2 separate regions of the Homo sapiens genome follow, and region 2 is linked to region 1. A link is a loop called in an ENCODE intact Hi-C map of the cell type or tissue named here. Cell type or tissue: CD14-positive monocyte. All regions are shown on one strand.

What was found. Peaks named below come from ENCODE experiments on the same cell type or tissue, not always from the same donor. Only the 100,000 strongest peaks of a DNase experiment are listed, where the experiment ranks them.
Region 2: a loop joins it to region 1, with 6 times the contacts of the local background. A loop is called at or near these places in 10 of 110 quality-filtered maps.

Annotation. Positions count from the first base shown.
Region 1 is chrX:1,383,575-1,386,074 of GRCh38, reverse strand. No RefSeq gene overlaps it. Among named protein-coding and RNA genes, the nearest start is that of SLC25A6, 7.3 kb to the left of the region's middle. In CD14-positive monocyte, no CTCF peak of the experiment used is centred here; no DNase peak of the experiment used is centred here; H3K27ac peaks cover 656 bases.
Region 2 is chrX:1,322,314-1,324,813 of GRCh38, reverse strand. It overlaps a transcript of CSF2RA not described here. Among named protein-coding and RNA genes, the nearest start is that of IL3RA, 13 kb to the left of the region's middle. In CD14-positive monocyte, CTCF peaks have their summits at 1,188 and 1,395 (motif pointing left); DNase peaks (open chromatin) are centred at 1,393 and 2,243.

The sequences.
Region 1 (2,500 bases):
GGGCCACGCTCTGCCCGTGGCTGGCCCACGTTCCTGGTCTGCAGTGCTGCCTCCTCCCCAGCACCCCTGGGGCACAGAGGGCAGGGTCACAGCTGGGAAGAGGCGGGGGGTAGAAACCAAGGCTGGCAGAAGTGTAGCCGGGCTCCCTGATAAATGCTGGAGGACCCCAGGGCACCTGCACTTACTGTACCCTCTCTGAGAGCATTTGTATGATCTCATGTCTCAGCTCTGGAGGCTGGAGGTCCCAGAAAACCAAGGTATGGTAGATTCAGTCTCTGGTGAGTACCCAGTTCCTGGCTTCTAGATGGCGCCTTCTCCCTGTGTGTCCTCAGATGATGGATGAGGCCAGGGTGCTCTCTGGAGTCCTTTCTGTAAGGGCACTGATCCCATCCATGAGGCCTCATGACTCCCAAAGACCCCCACTTCCCAACGCCATCACTTGGGAGAGGGGCGTTTTCAGCGTGAATCTTGGGGAAACTGAAACAGGCGTGACACCCTGCGTTCCTCTCCACCTCCTGTAGCTCCCGAGGGCCACTCCAGCCCCCATTCCAGCATGAACAGTGGAGTCGGTCGGGGTCCCCAGAGTGGCAGCTGTGTGTCCGCGGGTTCACCCGTGAGAATCCACCACAAGGGGTACCCACCGCGAGGCACGACAGCTTCCTTCAAGCTCTTTCTGCTCAAACATTCATTGCGGGGCAAGAAAAGCCGTGTTGAATCTCTACCGGGCCGAACCTTGGGCCTTGGTGTCAGCGCACGGCAGGGCCACAGAGACTACAGCCCTGGGGTTCCAGAGCCGGCTCTCCCGTGCTCTCCAGAAATCCCAGCCATAGTAAAAAGAATCTGTTTTTTGAGATGGAGTCTCGCTCTCGCCCAGGCTGGAGTACAGTGGTGCAACCTCTGCCTCCCAGGTTCAAGCAATTCTCCTGCCTCAGCCTCCCAAGTAGCTGGGGCTACAGGCATGCGCCACCACACCCGGCTGATTTTAGTATTTTTAGTGGAGATGGGGTTTCACCATGTTTACCTACCTGGCTGCTCTCGAGCTCCTGGACTCAAATGATCCGCCCACCTAAGCCTCCGAACATGGTGGGACGACAGGTATGAGCCACCGCTCCTGGCCCGAAAGGCAGACTCTACATCTCTGCACTTGGCCAGGTAGAAACCCTCATTTGTGTCCCGATGATATCAGAGATCAGGAAAGCTCCGTGAGCCCTCGTCTTGGTCACGTGACTCGGCCCAGAGGCAAGTGGCAAAGCAGGACCTTCCACCATCAGCCCTGTGGGTCCTGCACACCCTCCACAAAACAGCCTCGACCCACGGGGACCTGGGCTCCGAGTTCCTGCCTGGAGCTGTGGTCACTGCTTCATTCACTCTTGGATGTATTTTCACTCCTGATACTTAATAGTTTTTTATTTTTATTTTTTTATTTTTTTTGAGACGGAGTCTTGCTCTGTCCCCCACGCTGGAGTGCAGTGGCGCAATCTCAGCTCACTGCCACCTCCGCCTCCTGGGTTCAAGCGATTCTCCTGCCTCAGCCTCCCAAGTAGCTGGGATTACAGGCAGCCGCCACCATGCCCGGCTAATTTTTGTATTTTTAGTAGAGACGGGGTTTCACTGTGTTGGTCAGGCTGGTCTCGAACTCCTCACCTCAGGTGATCCACCCTCAGCCTCCCAAAGTGCTGGGATTACAGGTGTGAGCCACCGCGCCCGGCACTTAATAGATTTTAACCTAGTAATTGGGGCATGGTTTCCTCCGCGGATCAAGTGAAATCCTACATGGTACACTGGACTTTGGGGAATTCGGTAGTGGCGGGGAGGTTCTCCAAAGTTACAATTCAAAGACCAACAAGTTTACTCCTTGATTTTTTTTTTTCTTTGAGATGGAGTCTCTTGTCACCCAGGCAGGACTGCAATGGTGTGGTAACGGCTCAACTCTACTTCCATCTCCGAGGTTCAAGCCATTCTGCCTCAGCTTCCCACGTAGCTGGGATTACAGGTGCCCGCCACCATGCCCGGCTAATTTTGTTTTTTTGTTTTTGAGACAGAGTCTCACTCTGTCACCCAGGCTGGAGTGCTGTGGCGCAATCTCAGCTCACTGCAAGCTCCACCTCCCGGGTTCACGCCATTCTCTGCCTCAGCCTCCTGAGTAGCTGGGACTACAGGCGCCTGCCACCACAGCCCGGTAATTTTTTTTGTGTATTTAGTAGAGACAAGGGTTTCACCGTGTCAGCCAGGCTGGTCTCAATCTCCTGACCTCGTGATCCGCCCGCCTCGGCCTCCCAAAGTGCTGGGATGACAGGCATGAGTCACTGTGCCTGGCCAGTCCTGCACAATCTTGAAATGCTGAGGCTCTCAGCAAGCTGAGTGTTGGAGATAACTTCATAGACAGTAATACATGGTGGCATAGCTGTTTTTAAGAGAATCCTGCCTTGTGGGTACTATCAAAATCACAGTTCCAGTTGGGCTCAGTGGTTTACCTCTGTAATCCCAGCACTTTGGGATG
Region 2 (2,500 bases), 61 kb after region 1:
GGCTTCATGGGTGTAAGCTGCTGACAGCTTTCCCTGCGTGCGTCCACATCTTGCGTGGTCCCGACTCAGACAGGCCTTTGTTAGGTGGCAACGAGAGTGCTTCTTGGTCATGCCCAAGCGGCCCTGCTGGGCAAAAGCAACCTCTCCATCCACAGTGGGGCCAAAGCACTTATGTCCTTTTTCTTTTTTCTTTCTTTCCTTTCTTGCTTTTCTTTCTCTCTTTCTCTTTCTTTCTTTCCTTCCTTCCTTCTTTTCTTTCCTTTCTTTCCCTTCCTCCCTCCCTCCCTCCCTTCCTTCTTTCCCTCCTCCTTCCCTCCCCTCCCTCCCTCCCTGCTTGCTTGCTTGCCCTTTCTCTTTCTTTTTCTTTCTTTTTTCTCTCTCTCTTCTTTCTTTTTCTTTCCTTTCTTTTCCTTTTTCCTTCCTTCCTTCTTTCTTTCTCTTTCTTTCCTTTCTCTTTTTCCTTCCTTCCTTCCTTCCTTTTTCTTAGAGACAGGATCTTGCTATGTGGCCCAGGCTGGCCTCTAACTCCTGACCTCAAGTGATCCTCCAGCCTCTACCTCCCAAAGTGCTGGGATTACAGGCGTGAATCACCCCTCCTGGCCTCTGTTTTGTTTTTGTTTTTGTTTTTAAAGGCAGAGTTACACTCTGTCACCCAGGCTGGAGTGCAGCGGCGTGATCTTAGCTTACTGCAACCTCCACCTCACAGACTCAAGTGATCCTCCCACCTCAGCCTCCCCAGTAGCTAGGGCAACAGGAACATGCTACCATGTCCAGCTAAATTTTTGCATTTTTTTTTTTTTGAGACGGAGTCTCACACCATTGTCCAGGCTGGAATGCAGTGGGGTGATCTTGGCTCACCACAACCTCGGCCTCCCGGGTTCACGCCATTCTCCTGCCTCAGCCTCCCGAGTAGCTGGGACTACAGGCGCCCACCACCACGCCCGGCTAATTTTTTGTATTTTTATTAGAGACGGGGTTTCACCGTGTTAGCCAGGATGGTTTCGATCTCCTGACCTCATGATCTGCCCGCCTCTGCCTCCCAAAGTGCTGGGATTACAGGCGTGAGCCACTGCGCCCAGCCTGCATTTTTTTTAAGAGATGGGGGTCTCACTATGTTGCCCAGGCTAGCCTCAAACTGCTGGATTCAAGAGATCTTGCTGCCTCAGCCTCCCAAAGTGCTGGGATTGTAGGTGTGAGCCACCACACCCAGCCCAGACAGCTTCTAAAGCTCTTCCCACTTCTCGAGGTGCGGTCCATGGAAGCATCACTAGCACCACCTGAGAGCTGCTGGGAGGTCCTTGTGGCCACCACCCAGATGTGAGAATCCGGTCGCCTGAAGGTGGGGGACATTGCTGCCCTCTAGTGACTGACGACATGCTCCTCTCTGCAGCCATCCCTGCCAGTCCCGACTAGTAACTATGGACGTTTAATAACAGGAACTGGGGCCAGGTGCGGTGGCTCACCCTGAGACGGGGTTTCACCATGTTGGCCAGGCCGGTCTTGAACTCCCGACCTCAGGTGATCCGCCCGCCTCGGCCTCCCAAAGTGCTGAAATTACAGGCGTGAGCCACCGCTCCCGGTTCATCTTCAGATTCTTTACTTCATTACATCTGCAAAGACCATTTTATATTTTATTTTATTTTATTTTATTTTATAATTGTAATGTATTGTATTGTATTTTTTTTGAGACGGAATCTCGCTCTGTCGCTCAGGCTGGAGTGCGGTGGCGCGATCTCGGCTCACTGCAACCTCCACCTCCCGGGTTCACGCCATTCTCCTGCCTCAGCCTCCCGAGTAGCTGGGACCACAGGCGCCCGCCACCACGCCCGGCTAATTTTTTGTATTTTTAGTAGAGATGAGGTTTCACCGTGTCAGCCAGGATGGTCTCGATCTCCTGACCTCGTGATCTGCCTGTCTTGGCCTCCCAAAGTGCTGGGATTACAGGCGTGAGCCACCGCGCCCGGCCAATCTTCAGATTCTTTCCTTCATCACATCTGCAAAGACCTTATTTTGAAATAATGTCCCATTCTGAGGTTAACGTGGACATAAATGTTAAGGGTCACTGTTCAACGCACTACAATTTTTGACCTGAAAATCTCTCAGTGGGCAGCTTTGGAGGAAGGACGTCGCTCTGTCCATTGTGTGATTGTTGAGTAGCTGAGCCAGGGGCGTTCAGGAGAACCGTGGCTCCTCCGAGAGCTGCCGCGTGACCACAAAGGGTTCAGTGGGGCCCCACAGCTAAACAGTTCCATGAAATGAGCACTGAACTTGGAGGTGACTCATGGCCCAATCACAGGATGTCATTGAGAAAGAAAAAGATACTTACAGGGTCTTTCTCTGGAGAGCTACCTTTCAAAAAAAAAAAAAAAAAAAACAAACACACACAGTTAAGATGGTAAGTGGGCCAGGTGTGCTGACTGATGCCTGTAATCCCAGCACTTTGGGAGGCTGAGGTGGACGGATCACGAGGTCAGGAGATCGAGAGCATCCTGGCTAACAC